5 separate regions of the Homo sapiens genome follow, and all the other regions are linked to region 2. Evidence: chromatin contacts called from ENCODE Hi-C or POLR2A ChIA-PET data. All regions are on one chromosome and are shown on one strand. The core of a region is the stretch at or near the end of the contact, and the rest is flanking DNA. Distances in the headings are between cores, read along the strand shown. Region 1 overlaps TBC1D1 (TBC1 domain family member 1). Region 2 has its middle 52 kb from the start of TLR10. Region 3 overlaps TBC1D1 (TBC1 domain family member 1). Region 4 has its middle 160 kb from the start of LINC02513. Region 5 overlaps TBC1D1 (TBC1 domain family member 1).

Region 1 (2,700 bases), core at 109-2,608, 600 kb after region 2:
CTACACAAAGCTGCAAGGTACCTGGCCCCTCTGCAAGGGGGACTGGCTCTCATCTTCTTTCTTGCTGGCCCATCTCAGAGCAATTCCACTAGAGTTGTAATTACTGGGGATCTAGAGCCTTCCTGTCATCCTGGCTCTTAGGTTCTTCATAGTTTTCAGTCAAGTTCCAGAATTTTGGTACTGAAGAAAATTTCTCTTCTGTTTGCCAAAGTAGGAATGACTATTTCCATACTTTCGATGTTTTGCCGAAAAGATAAAACTATTTTAAGTTACTGAAGCAATAGAGCTACATTATTGGAAGCTTGAAAAATAAAAGAAAAATCACCAAATACAACTTTTATATCTAGCTATATTTCCTATTTCCTAAAAGCATGTTTTTCTAGTTCTAAACATAACCAACATAAAATTTCCTATCCCACTTTTCCTTTACTTAACATTGTATCAAATAAGAGCTTTTTCATGTCGCTATATATAACTGGCTTCATGATATTCTACCAGCTCAACCTACCATCATCATATTAATCCAGTCATCAAGTGTTAGACATCTAGTTCCAAGTTTCTGTTATTATAAGTGACAAGTCTAGGAGAATAACCTTATACATATGGCTTCCCTCATATTTTGGATTATTTCCTGAGGATACATTCCAAGAAACGGGATGACTGAGTCAAAGGGTATGAATATTTTACTGGCTTGGGATATGTTTCGCCAAATTGTCTCCCAACAGCCACTAATCAATGTGCACTGCCATCAGCAACATGCTAATGTTCTGCATACAGTATACCCTTGGTGCTGGGTACTGGCATCAAGAAATGTCTTTCTATTATCTAGTAGAGTAAAGCATTATATGTTACATAAGTTTAAATTACACATGAAGCCAAATACTTTCCCAGATATTTGTTTACTAGATATCTCCTCTTCGGTGAATTGTCTGTTTATGTTCTTGGCTCATTTGCTATTGTAGACTCAGCATTTCTCTTCACAGTCCATGGACACTGATTAATAAAGTCATGAACCCTGATGGTTTGCAGAACTCGCCACAGAGCTTCCGCCTTCCTAACCCCCTGCCCTCCAATCTGCTGGTCCCATTGTCATACCAAGGGCTGGAGAGTGGGAACAGTCGGCCTGGTATCAGCAACAAGGGGGCACACACTATCTGTAGTGAATTACAAAAAACATCAAACCCACTAAAAGTCCCTCTGCTTGTTATTACCACTGCATGTGAGCAATTTTCAACAACGCCAGTGGTAAACCACTTCTCCCCGCCACGCCCCACCCTCCTGGTATGGCACCAGTTGTCCTCGTACAAAACTACTCCTTTTCCACGGTGCAAACTGCCCAAGAAGTGACGGCTCCCCCACAGGCAGAAGAGGCACCTTTGCCCCTGATTTGAGGTGTGTCTTCTGAATACAGGAACCCTGGTTTCTAACCTACAAGCTCAACTGGAACAGGGGCTCCTTTGTTCATTGTGTTTCTAACAGAGTTGCCCACAGCAGGGTTTCTCAGCTGTTTGTGTGTATGTGAATCCCCTGGTGATCTCACTGAAATGCAGATTCTGATTCAGCAGGTCTCGGGTGTGGCCCCAGATGCTGAGTTTCTAACAAGCTCTGACATGATATGATGACAATGCTGGGCTGAGGCCATGCTCTGAGTGGAGCCTAAAGGATGCTGAAAATAGGCTATTTGCCCTGCCTCCCACAGCCACCCTTCCTCTTTTTCTTCCTTAAACTGAGCTGAGACTTCACAGCCACAGAGCACCCACTGTGACAAGAATACAACACTGACCTCCTTTCCTTTGTTACTAATTATTCCCAAAGTTTCCATTCTTCTTGGGTCAGAAGATGTAGATGGTTTATTCAATGGACAGGTCCTTTGGTAAGTACACTGCCACAAAGGCTTCAGACACCCTTGGTCTTCTGTCCTGGGCTCTGTCACCTTTGGAATTGCCCTCTCTGGCTGCTTTCAGCCTGTCCACATTGAGCCAGAGCTCCAGAGCCCTGTCCTTGGCCACCTCTTCCACCCAGGATCCAGCTGTGTCCCAGTTGCTCAGGCTGAGACTATCTATACAGGGAAGGCATTTAATGAAATGGAACCACAGCTATCACAGAGGACCACCCAGATGCCCTCACTTCCTGCCCCACCCCATCTGTACACAGGGCAGTATGCTCCACCATCTGCAATGGAAGCATCCATTACATCTACTCTGAAGACCCCCAAGATTTGGGCCTGGGGGATCTCTAAGGCTGCAGAGGAATCATGCTGGACCCCATGTCTGCTTTCTGTGTAGAACTTAAGACTACAGCACCCTCTGGATGGGAGGGGGCAGTAGGAAAGCAGAAAGCCTGACAGAGAACACTCAGATGTCAAGTTCAGATAGAAACACCAGAGGGAAAGAGGGGAGAGATGCGGGTAGATCTACTTTCTATAAGGACCACTGATAAAAACCCGGGCCCTAAATGCAAATTTTTGTGCTCCCGATACCCCCAAAATGTTGAACACCTCAGGTTCTGAGAATTGCTCTCTGCTCTCATTCCTGTACCTTCTCACATGCTGTGATCCTTTAGTTCAGGGATCAGCAAACCACCACCTGTGGACCAAGCCCATCACGCTGCACAGTTTTTAAAATAAAGATTTTTGCAACATGACCCATCATCCCCTTACATGCTGTCATGGATTGTTTGTGCTGCAAAGGCCGAGGTGAG
Region 2 (2,700 bases), core at 17-2,516:
ATTGAGGGTACTACCTCAGAAACCAAACTTTATTAAATTTTCCCAAAAGCAGAAATAAAAGGCAGTCTATAGATTATTTTGCTATCAGAGACAACCAACAAGCCCAACAACTTTGGAAGTGCCTGGCTGATATGAAAGTTATTCTTTTTTCTTTTTCTTTTTAATTAAAAATTAATTAATTAATTAATTAATTAATTAATTAGAGACAGTGTTTCACTCTGTTGCCCAAGCTGCAGTGCAGTGGTGCAATCACAGCTCACTGTAGCTGCAAACTCATGGGTTCAAATGATCTTCATACCTCAGCCTCTCAAGTAGCGGGGACCACAGGCATGTGTCAATTTTTAAATTTTTTTGTAGAGGGGGAGTCTTGCTAGGTTGCCTAGGCTGGTCTCAAACTTCTGGCCTCAAGTGATCTCCCACCTTAGCTTCCCAAAGTGCCAGGATTACGGGCATGGCCACTGTGCTTGGCTTACCTTTTTTCTTTGAAGAAGATGTTTTTATTGGAATAGAGTTAGCAGTTTCTTCCCTCCTCTTAGTATCTAGAATAATGAGCCTAGTGCGGTGGCTCATGCCTGTAATCCTGGCTCTGGGATTGTTAGAATTTCTGATGCCCGTGAAAGTGACCCTTAGGGTTGAGAGAGAGGAGAAAAGCTTTCTCTTAGATTTTATTAATAACCAAGAGAATTATGATGATGATATTAATAATAGCAATAATTAATATATAATTAACACATAACACTCCCTATGTGCCAGGCACCATTCTAAGTGTTTTGACATTTGCTTTGTTTGTGCCTCAGTGTTTGAGATGTTATCTCGTTTATGTCTCATAAGTACTCTCTGAGGTAGGCTCTAATATGATCATCCCAACTTTACAGATGAGGAAGGTGAGGCACAGAGAGGTTTAATGACCTGCCAAAAGTTACAGAGCAGTTGCAGAAGCAGGATTCGAACCCCGGCAATCTGGCTCTAGATTGCCACATTACCCTTAGCAGTCCTGCTCTCACGCAAGGCCGCCCTGGAAGGACAGGAAGAAGAACCCTCTGAGCCGCGAGAAGGTGCTCCGAGAACCCTCAAGAGGACCCCGGCCCTGAACTAGAAGCTCCGCGTGCCTGGGCCTCCCTCTCCAGCAGGGGGCGCACACAGCCCGCATTTTCTGGACTCCTCTAACCACAGATACCTCGGCTTATTGAGAACTGGAACTCCTGACCTTTTGTGGGAAAGGCTCTGATCTCAAAACTTTCTCTAGCATTCTTGAAGTATTTACAGTGTACTAATCAAAGGAATGATCCGGTACATGGACATAACCAAGGGAATGATTCAGGACCGTTCTTGGAGGACCTACAATGTGTATCAATAAGCAGAAACCCAGGAAGCCTGTATAGGCCCCAAGCTTATAACAGCGCTGCCTGATTCCAGATGAACCACAAACACTCCAAGCCGGGGTTTTTCTCACCACACCCGAAGACATTCTATTAAAATAGCCCTGTTCGTGGGTGGCCTCCCATGCATGAGTCCTCTCACATGGTCTGCGTGCTGATGGGGCTGTGCTGAACTCACCGCATTGGCCTATGGAACACGTGCTGAGGTGTTTTCTCTCTAGTGACCTTTGTCACATCCTTTGCAAGAAATTAGCTCAGAGGAGCAATCCCTGAAGGCCAAACCTCAACCTGCACCAGAGGCAGACAGGAGACGAGGTTTGGTAGAATTTGTACCTCTCATGGTGGTGGGAGGAGGAGAATGGCTCTGTGAAGCGCTCCTTCCACCCTTTTAATGCTGTGCAATAAAGACTGAGTTAGGGGCTCAGGCCTGTAATCCCAGCATTTTGGGAAGTCAAAGTGGGTGGACTGCTTGAGCCCAGGAGTTCCACACCAGCCTGGGCTACATGGCAAAACCCTGTCACTACAAAAAATACAAAAATTAGCCAAGCACGGTGGCGTGTACCTGTAGTCTCAGCTACTCAGGAGGCTGAGGTGGGAGGATCCCTTGAGTCTGGGAGGTGGAGGCTGCCGTGAGCCGTGATTGTGCCACTGCACTCTAGCCTGGGTAAGATCCTGTCTCAAAATTTAAGAAAAAAAAAAAAAAGACTGAATGAGGGGGCTAACTTTGAATGGGGACCTCTCAGACTCAGAGCAGGAACAAAGTTGATTGCCCTGGGACTTTAAAAGTTTCTTCAAAATCCTATACATTTGTCAGCTGCTCTCAGGAGCCTTAGCAGGCTTCAGGGGTCTCTCATCCCCTCTGCTATGGTCTGAATGTTTGTGTTTCCCTAAAATCCATATGTTGAAATCCTACCCCCTAAGGTGATGGTACTGGGAGCTGGGTCTTTGGGAGGTGATTAGGTCATGAAGGCAGAGGCCTCCTGAATGGGAAGAGTGCCCTCATCAAAGATGCCCAAGAGAGACCTCCCACCCCTTCCACCTTGGGAGGACATGGTGAGAAGGCACCATCTATGAACTAGAGGGCAGAACCTCGCCAGATGCCAGCTCTGCCTGTGCCTTGATTTTGGAGTTCCAGCCTCTGGAACTGTCAGAAATGAATTTCTGTTGTTTATAAGACATCCAGTTGGCCGGGCCTGGTGGCTCACGCCTGTAATCCCAGCACTTTGGGAGGCTGAGGTGGGAGGATCACGAGGTCAGGAGATCGAGACCATCCTGGCTAACACTGTGAAACTCCATCTCTACTAAAAAAAAAAATACAAAA
Region 3 (2,734 bases), core at 102-2,601, 700 kb after region 2:
TAGAGTCACTGCTAAAGGACCTCATGGCTGGCCAATGAGATTAGAAACCGTGGCTGACACTGTACACCAGCCCAAGTGTTCAGGGAAGGCACGTGACTGCCAAAGCCACCTAGAAGGTAGAAACCTTATGTGGAGATTTGCTAAGTGTACACCCCATGAAAACTGCACACTTGGTTTAGGGTCCAGACGCAAAGGCTGCCGTAGGACAGGGCACACCACTGAGCACACAAGTGTCTTTGGAACACGTACGTGGGGAGTGTTCAAAAAGAAAAAGGGAACATACTTTTGGGAAACTGAGAAACTTGTACATCCTTCACTGATTTTTCTCTAGATTTCTGGCCAACAGGTAACTTTAGCAAATATAAAATGTGTATGTTTTGAAGCTATTAATGGTTCATTATGAATGGACTCACATGGAGTCCAAAAGACAAAGGAAATGGTCTGTGGTACCATGTAACATAGGGACTCCCAAACCTGAAGATCTTCCAAGGGAGAGATCTGCAGAGAGCCCCAGCTTCTGCCTTGAGACCCCACAAAGAGAAAAGCTAAATAAGGCTGTAGACAGTGGAGGAGGGGAGGGAGACTCTGTATTTCCACCATGCAAAATGGAATTAATCCAAGTTCTAACCTGAATAGCACATAAGTCAGGCTTGCCAACATTGTATCTGATTTGTGACCTAGCATTTATATCACAAAGGACGTTCAGGTACTTTTTGTAATTCCAAAGGCAGCCATGCAATGTCCTTCCAGGTTTACAAAGAAGAAAGGCGAGGTGACAAACCAGCTCCCTGCAAGCCAAGCAGCTCATCTTGGTGGCATCCACTCTTACACTCAATTCTTGCTGCTCTAAGCCAGTCCTCTTATTAGAGCAACTGTTCTGCCTCCACTATGGTGCAGGCAGAAACTTTTCTTATCTTCTCAAGCATACATAGTCTAACACTCCCAAATTTCCCCTCTATGTGCAACAAAGGAAAATAAAACATAGGGAGAAAAAAAGGTATCAGAGTTTCAGAAAATCCTCAAAACGTTGTTTATACAGAGACTTGGCAGAGACTTGGCAACAATTACAAGAGACAAAAATGCCATACCTGCTTCATCTCCCCAATATGGATGTGTTCTTTCTGTTTCTCTTCATATAAACATCTCAGAAAAGAAATAATCAATTCATTCTCTCGCTGCTCATTTCTCGGTCTCAATTTCTTTAAAACAAAAATCAGAAACAGGATTTATTTTTAATCGTCAACAATATTGCTAAGCCGTCTTTTTAAATGCTAACAGCTTCCATCCACTAAACTAGTGCTTTTACTCAATCATCTCACCAGGGGGCACCAATGATCCTAAAAGTAGAGAGAATTTTTAAAAAGGAACAGTGGAGCCAGTGGGCCAGATTTAGCTTTTCATCTCTGATGTCCTCCCATCTAAAAATGAATCTTTAATATCAGATAGAGACACAGTCAAAATGTTTAACAAATAAATAGTTTTTAAAACAAGAGGAAAAACACAAAATCCATATAAATACCCAAAGGTCAGGGGCCATGATGACCAAACATTGACAAACTCTTAGGGAACGGGCAAGGAAAACAGCAACGGGATTCAGTGTCATAATTTCCTATGTCGAATGTGTTCACCGTGAAGCACTCTGTGGAATCCCCATGGGGCACCCCCTTCCATACAAAACTTCATGGCATGTACATTTCTTTCTTCTTTCTTTAAAAAAAAAATTCTCTCTATGCCTTTTAACTTTTAGACAGGGTCGTGGCACAGCACACTGGACCAGAAGTCAGGACATGTAGGTTCCGGCTGCTGCCGAGAAGTGTGAAGCCAAGCCCCTTAATTCTAGCTTCCCTGTCTGCTGAAGTGAGGATGGTGCACAGAGGAAACTCTATGGTCTCCTCCTGCTCCCAAATGCTTTGGATTTGAAATGCCAGAGTGAATTTTTTTAAAGTCCACCTAATTTAATGTATGATTTTATCATATATGAAGAAAGTAAAATGAATTGTTTTGGGATACACAAAGTTTTTAGTCTATAAATTTTGAAAATACATCTTTTTTTATGTTGACAAGTATCCATTGCCTGTTCCTCCCCTCTCCCTACTCCAAATTTCCAGACTGTTCTTTAAAACAAATTCAGTGACATAAATGGATCAACTACACAAGGATCTGAATCTGGGTCAACACCACTCTTGGTCACTTCTTCCCCAGCTAACTAAGGAAGCAACTTTACCCTGCACATAATAAGCATTCAAAGCAAAGGTAACACTAACCCAGACTTTCTGACAGTCCTTTCTTAAAGAAACCCAGTCCTTTCTTAACGAAAAAGATTAAAGGTAAGTTGTTCTTGTTACTTAAGGAAAGGATAGTTAATGATTAGAAGGGTTTGTTTTCATTGAGGCCTTCCTGTTCTTTCAAATTTCGGACTGAAATATTAAATATTTTGGAGGCTACAGCAGACACTCTCAACCTGGACTCCAGGCTGTGAACCCCAATATTACAAAATTTTACAAGTTATATGCAAAAAGTGGATTTCTCTGGAGAAAGTGGGCATTAGATTCTCAAAAAGGAAAGTGGCAGTAATGCCACAATCCCAACTTAACACTGCTAGATCAAAGGGTTATGGGTACACTGAGCCCAAATGTCCACAAAACAACAAGAACTCCCATTTATGGTTGGCGGGGATGCAAAACAGTACAGCCACTTTGGAAAACAGGCCAGCAGTTTCTTGTAAAACTAAACA
Region 4 (2,700 bases), core at 14-2,513, 530 kb after region 2:
ATTCTCTAGAGAAAGGCTTTGTAAGGTGTTATAGATATTATTATTATTTTAATCTTGACCTTCTCATTTTTATACTAGCTACTCCTCCTTTGTTTATGCCTGCCATCAGTTTTATAAAGCAGCCTCTTGTGTCTTCATCCAAGTTGTTCAAAGAGAGATGGGGTGGCTATAGAGAGAGCGAGAGTGAGAACCCCGGACAGGACCTGGCTGAGGACAAAGGTCTATTGTTCAACACCAGCTGCCTCCCTCTGGCTGTCATTAATCAGCACATCTGATTAATGACAGCATAATTTTTTAACCAGCCAGCACTAATCTATTTGTCCTAAATCAGCCAATGTTTCTCAGTCTTCTTCGAAAAGAGATCATGAAAGGGTCTGTCAAATCCCTTGATGAAATCTGAAATTCTAACCTCATGACCGCCCCTTGATCTGGCAGTCCAATTTTCTAACAACGGAAATCAGGTTTGCGGAGCCATGTTCGCCCTCACTGAGCTCATGCTACCCTCCAGATTACCGTTAGCACTGCCCATGAGTCACTTGTTCTAAATGTGTTCTAGAATGTTCCTGGGGGAGTATCCCTCCTCAGGGTGAGAGGACACAGGAGTCCTGATGGCGTGCCAGCTTGGTGAGGAGAGCAGGGAGTCAGGTGCCAGGCTTTGTCTGAGAATCATATACAGGACAGTATGGGTGAGCAGCAGAAATCTACAGACATTCATTTAGGGAGACCCCAAGCTATCAGTGAGGGGACTCAAATCAAAGGCCCAGGGTATAGGCAAGTTGAGAATTAAGGCAGTAGGATTAAGCTATAGGCAAGTTGAGAATTAAGGCATTAAAGAATAGCACCACCACAAGGATATGGAACCAAGACTGGGAGTAGATGGAGTAGCTGAATATATCCATCCAAGCTGAGGGATTAACATGAAGTTCAGATGAATTCCACTAGTCTACTACAGTTCTAGTGTCCAGCCTGATTCATTAGCCCAGCCACAGAGATGGTGGCTTTTTCTCTAGAGTTTGGTTTTTGTTTTGTTTTGTTTTGTTTTTTGTTTTTTTGTTTTTCTTGATAAAGCAACCATCCTTGACACACAAAACTCAAGCTTATCTCATTTCAGAAGTTCACTTTCTCCCACCCCTTGAAAAATGCATCCATTTGCGTGTATCTGGTCTTCCGATGCCTTCCCTATCACCTACAGCTTTTGAAAAATTACTGGCAGCTTTTCTTTCATCACAGCCAGTTCTTTCAGCAGAGTTGAGTCAGGGTTAAGAACATGAGCGTTCCTGCCAGGCAGACCTGGGCACATGCCCCTGATAGTCCATTTATTTCAGTGGGACCTTGAGTCATGAACTGCTTTGAGCCTAAACTCTCTCATTGAATAATAGGAATAATAATAATCTACTTCATAGGATTGCTGTGAGGCTTCAATGAGATGGTGCATGTACAGCATAAGGCCTAGTCCCTGAATACCATGCATGCTCCACATATATTCCTATGGTCAAGTGCATCATTATTCCCAATTGTTCACTGCTGCCAGGATCAACACCCTTTGCCATGGGACTTTGCAGTTCTCATGGGACCTTGCTAGAGATGGAGTGTACAGCCCATCCCACTGGTTTTGGGCTTGAGTGGCTTGTGACTTGATTCAGCCAATGAAATGTGGGCAGAAGAAACAATGTGCCCATAATACACACAGGCCTTATGTATTGTGTATTTCCATTCATCTCATATGTGCTTCTGGCATTGCCAAGAGAAGAACATGCCCCGGAACGCCCACTGGTACCAGAATAATAAAAGACTCCTAGAGCAGACCTCGACCCAATCCACAGCCTAGAGCCATGCCCGGCAGAGCTCAGCCAAGATCAGCCAAACCCCAGTCAGCCCACAAACATATGAACAAGAAATAAGTGTTTATTGCTGCACACCACAGATTTTTGGAAGGGTTTTAAGTGGCATCCTTGTGATAAGAATTTATACTTACCTTGTCCACTGCTTAGAGATTTAAGTTTATTTAAAGCTTAATGGGCTCATTTCCCTTTTACTCCAGTTTCCACCAAGCTTCAATTTAAGGGTAAGAGCATGGGTTTTGGAACCCATGGGCTTGGGAGCAAAGGCTCCCAAGAAAAATGAGCTGCTCTTTCCTTTTCTTGATAAGCTTATTATCCTTTGTGCAATTTGGAGAGCCTCATCTCCAGATCTTTACAGAACAGACAGAGTGAATAGAGTTCATAGGGGTTGAGGCATTTGGCTTTGTCTCAGACTTTTCTGTTCATTCATTCACATTTATGTGGCACCTGGCACACACCAGGCACTGTTCTAGGTCCCAAGAATCTGGTGGTTAATAAGGCAAGTGAAGTCACCCCTCTCATGGAGCTTACATTCTAGAAGAGTTCAAAGTAGGTAATGAATAAGGCAATAGTAAACTAGATAATTCCACATAGCAATGAACATTGTGAAATACATTCAAAAGGGTGATATGGCTAGAGAATGACAGAGTATAGAGTGCAGGACAGGCTGATGATCAGGGAAGGTCTCATGGAAGCAATGACACCTCCCATTTTCCAAATGAGAGAAATGTTCCTCTTTAATCCTCCTTGCTCCACACTTACCCAGAGTAGCTCTTCTTGTTTTTAACACTGTAACAAGTTAGGATTTCTTTACAGCACGTAACCACCTGCCACTCTTGGTAGAGATCCAAGCAAGTCT
Region 5 (2,708 bases), core at 85-2,584, 640 kb after region 2:
CATAGTACAGCAGGTCCTCAAATAATGTCTTTATGCTCAATGTCGCTTTCTTATAATGTTGACAAGAAAAAAATGGATTCTTAGCCCGGGGCCATTATCTGTGTGGAGTTTGTGTTCTCTTCATGTCTGTGTGGGTTTTCTCCAAGTGCTCCAGTTTCCTCCCACATCTCAAAGATGTGCACATTAGGTTAATCAGTATGTCTACATGGTCCCAGTCTGAGTGTGTGTGTGAGTCACCCCAAGATGGAATGGCATTCGGTCCAGGGCTGGTTCCTGCCTTGCATCCCAAGCTGTAGGGATAGGTTCTGGCCCCCTGAGACCCTGAAGTGGAATAAGTGGAAAAATAATTACTTCTTTCTTTTTTTTTTTTTTTTTAAGATGGAGTCTCACTGTGTTGCCCAGGCTGGAGTGCAGTGGCACCATCTTGGCTCACTGCAACCTTCGTCTCCTGGGTTCAAGCGATTCTCCTGCCTCACTCTTCCAAGTAGCTGGGATTACAGGTGTGCACAACCACACCTGGCTAATTTTTTTTTGTAATTATAGTAGAGACAGGGTTTCACCACATTGGCCAGGCTGGTCTCGAACCCCTGACCTCAGGTGATCTCCCTGTCTCAGCCTCCCAAAGTGCTGGGATTACAGGAGTGAGCCACTGTGCCAAGCCAATAATTATCATATTTGTATTAATCTTGCTTAAATGTTTGCATATCTCACGTTTACATCAATATTTAATATTAGAAGTGTCTTGGGTCTTTATTTAGAAGTTTGGTGATGTTTTTGTGCCCAGAAATATGCCATAGGAACTTAACTCTTGTTTTTATCAATAAACCCTTAGTAAAATTTGTTTCATTATACATCATTTTGCTTAAATTCGCAGTTTCCATGAACCTATTGGCAACATTAAGTGAATACTTACTGTACACTCTGGCTGATTCTTATCAAATCTTGCATCTATATTTAATGTAAAAGTTCTGCCCTGCCCCAATCCACCCCGACAAAACTTACTAAATATTTTTAAGCAATCAGGCTGTTATTGCTAGTTATTTTTTTATCAGCAATCCAGGTCCTGTACACACTAATACAATGGATTAATACTTCCAACATTATATTAAGCAAGTTTATTGTGTTTTCACCACAAAGATAAACACATGTGGAACTTTACAGAGCTAAGAAGAGAAATGAAGTCAAACAGTAAAAATAAAAGACCACAAAAACTGAACACTGCCAAGAAGCCAGATGAAATGAGGAAGCATTAGAAGAATGTTGGCAAGGGCCAGTAAACTTAATGCAACACCTGGCAAGGGGTTCCAGGTAACCTTAGGAAACTCTTGCCTTTTCATTCTAGTCTGTCTGGTCATTGCTTGCACAGCAGAATGTATTCTGCTTTTGTGGCACACTGGTTTTGCCTCACCAATTATAGCTGTCCTCACCACAAAGAAGCCAGCTGTGAGCACCGTTCCCATTTTATAGCTATGCCCTGATTTTACATGGCTGTCATTTGCAAGAATATTGGCCAGTATTGGCATTAAAGTTTGACCTACATGATGAACATAACTGCCTTTTTCCTCTTCAACAAAAATCCCAAGATACACACGAACATAACTGCTGTGCTCCCGAGCTGTCATTTAACTGATGACACATGCAGTAATGCCATCACTACCAAACATCTTTTAGACATCTGCTTTTAAAATTACCTTCACAAAAACATAAGAAAGTGGCAGAAAAACTGGGTTGGAAGAAAACAGCACTCACCTGCTCTAAACGCCCCCCAGTGTGCTATCATCTTCCACAGCACCCTGATGAGAGGACCCGTCTTTCTCAGCTTCAAAACTGCATGTTGGAAAGCTTACTAGCCTATTCCAACTGTGGGGTTACTTTCATGTCGAAAGGTCTTATTCCTTTATATCTCATTTTCTGTTTTCAGTCAAAAGATATAGACACTATCTCTTTACATTCTATGAATTCGTACTTTTCAACTGCAGAAACTATGTTGCTCGTACACAGTGTTGTCATAACTCACAAGCATTGTAGGGACATGCACAGAGAACGTCTATCCACTCGCTATGACACTAGCTATGCAACTGAAACTCACAGATGCAACACATTCTCAGGAGCTTATTCCTCAGAGTTGGTGTCTTAATGACTTTTTAGCTCTATACAAGCATCAAGGTCATTTTAAAAGATCAAAATTTGCAATCAAGAATGATGCTGAATGAAATGTACTGTAATTCCAAAATTGTTCTGGGGCAATGGCAGGGTGACTGAACCATCTGCTACATCTTCCCTTTGAAAGAGATTATGCAGACTTCCTGCTCAAAATCTTCACTACTTTATCACCGGGCAGTTCTCTAGATACCCTAAGACTCATGCTCTTTCCAAAGAGTATGTAAACTTTGCATCTTAAGCTACTTTGAAGATAACATTAATTGGTTCCAGTGTCAGCATGGAAACAGGAAATGAACAAAATCTAAACTTTCAAAGTTCATGTCATATTTTGACACTATTGATATCAGTACAGGTAGAACTCAGCTAATTCTTTTTTTTCAGATTACTTGCAAATCACTGAAAAAGCACACAGAGTGAAGTTACGTATGTTAATGACTTACACAAGAAAAGTTCATACCTAACACACAGGCACAGACCATGGCTGAGGATAAAGTAGAGAGAGAGAGAGACAGAGGGGAAAACAAAACAAAATGAAAAGCACCTTT

The links. A loop is a pair of places that touch in the nucleus more often than their neighbours do. ChIA-PET counts read pairs that join two places held with the same protein, here RNA polymerase II (POLR2A). Pooled maps may share reads with other maps.
Region 1: a loop to region 2 is called in a map of GM12878, with 4 times the contacts of the local background. The contact joins two enhancer-like sites. A Hi-C loop is called at or near these places in 4 of 168 maps with a recorded cell type or tissue (CD4-positive, alpha-beta memory T cell, GM12878, naive thymus-derived CD4-positive, alpha-beta T cell and 1 more), 32 of 37 single-sample maps with no recorded cell type and 15 of 50 pooled maps. POLR2A ChIA-PET finds 5 or more read pairs at or near these places in 1 of 52 experiments (naive thymus-derived CD8-positive, alpha-beta T cell).
Region 3: a pooled map shows a loop between it and region 2 (5-fold over the local background). The contact joins two enhancer-like sites. A Hi-C loop is called at or near these places in 6 of 50 pooled maps. POLR2A ChIA-PET finds 5 or more read pairs at or near these places in 3 of 52 experiments (CD4-positive, alpha-beta T cell, Caco-2 and WTC11).
Region 4: a loop to region 2 is called in a map of right lobe of liver, with 3 times the contacts of the local background. The contact joins two enhancer-like sites. A Hi-C loop is called at or near these places in 2 of 168 maps with a recorded cell type or tissue (pancreas and right lobe of liver) and 1 of 50 pooled maps. POLR2A ChIA-PET finds 5 or more read pairs at or near these places in 1 of 52 experiments (naive thymus-derived CD4-positive, alpha-beta T cell).
Region 5: a loop to region 2 is called in a map of astrocyte of the cerebellum, with 6 times the contacts of the local background. The contact joins two enhancer-like sites. A Hi-C loop is called at or near these places in 2 of 168 maps with a recorded cell type or tissue (GM11168 and astrocyte of the cerebellum) and 5 of 50 pooled maps. POLR2A ChIA-PET finds 5 or more read pairs at or near these places in 4 of 52 experiments (GM12878, H1, activated B cell and 1 more).

Annotation. Positions count from the first base shown.
Region 1 is chr4:38,127,954-38,130,653 of GRCh38, reverse strand. The region is part of intron 20 of TBC1D1 (TBC1 domain family member 1); the gene reads right to left. Among named protein-coding and RNA genes, the nearest start is that of PTTG2, 170 kb to the right of the region's middle. RefSeq lists enhancers at 795-1,647, 1,268-1,687, 1,768-1,927, 1,648-2,501. Within about 2 kb of position 1,358, at least 13 of the 41 ENCODE cell types and tissues checked have a DNase peak (open chromatin) inside an H3K27ac peak, as active enhancers do; they include GM12878, where a contact is called at or near this core.
Region 2 is chr4:38,729,742-38,732,441 of GRCh38, reverse strand. No RefSeq gene overlaps it. Among named protein-coding and RNA genes, the nearest start is that of TLR10, 52 kb to the left of the region's middle. RefSeq lists an enhancer at 1,227-1,596. Within about 2 kb of position 1,266, at least 4 of the 41 ENCODE cell types and tissues checked have a DNase peak (open chromatin) inside an H3K27ac peak, as active enhancers do; they include GM12878, where a contact is called at or near this core.
Region 3 is chr4:38,034,053-38,036,786 of GRCh38, reverse strand. TBC1D1 (TBC1 domain family member 1) reads right to left here. Exons shown (of 22, transcript NM_001396959.1): 8 at 1,089-1,199. Among named protein-coding and RNA genes, the nearest start is that of PTTG2, 75 kb to the right of the region's middle. Within about 2 kb of position 1,351, at least 2 of the 41 ENCODE cell types and tissues checked have a DNase peak (open chromatin) inside an H3K27ac peak, as active enhancers do.
Region 4 is chr4:38,202,391-38,205,090 of GRCh38, reverse strand. No RefSeq gene overlaps it. Among named protein-coding and RNA genes, the nearest start is that of LINC02513, 160 kb to the left of the region's middle. Within about 2 kb of position 1,263, at least 4 of the 41 ENCODE cell types and tissues checked have a DNase peak (open chromatin) inside an H3K27ac peak, as active enhancers do.
Region 5 is chr4:38,090,402-38,093,109 of GRCh38, reverse strand. All of the region lies in intron 15 of TBC1D1 (TBC1 domain family member 1), which reads right to left. Among named protein-coding and RNA genes, the nearest start is that of PTTG2, 130 kb to the right of the region's middle. Within about 2 kb of position 1,334, at least 2 of the 41 ENCODE cell types and tissues checked have a DNase peak (open chromatin) inside an H3K27ac peak, as active enhancers do.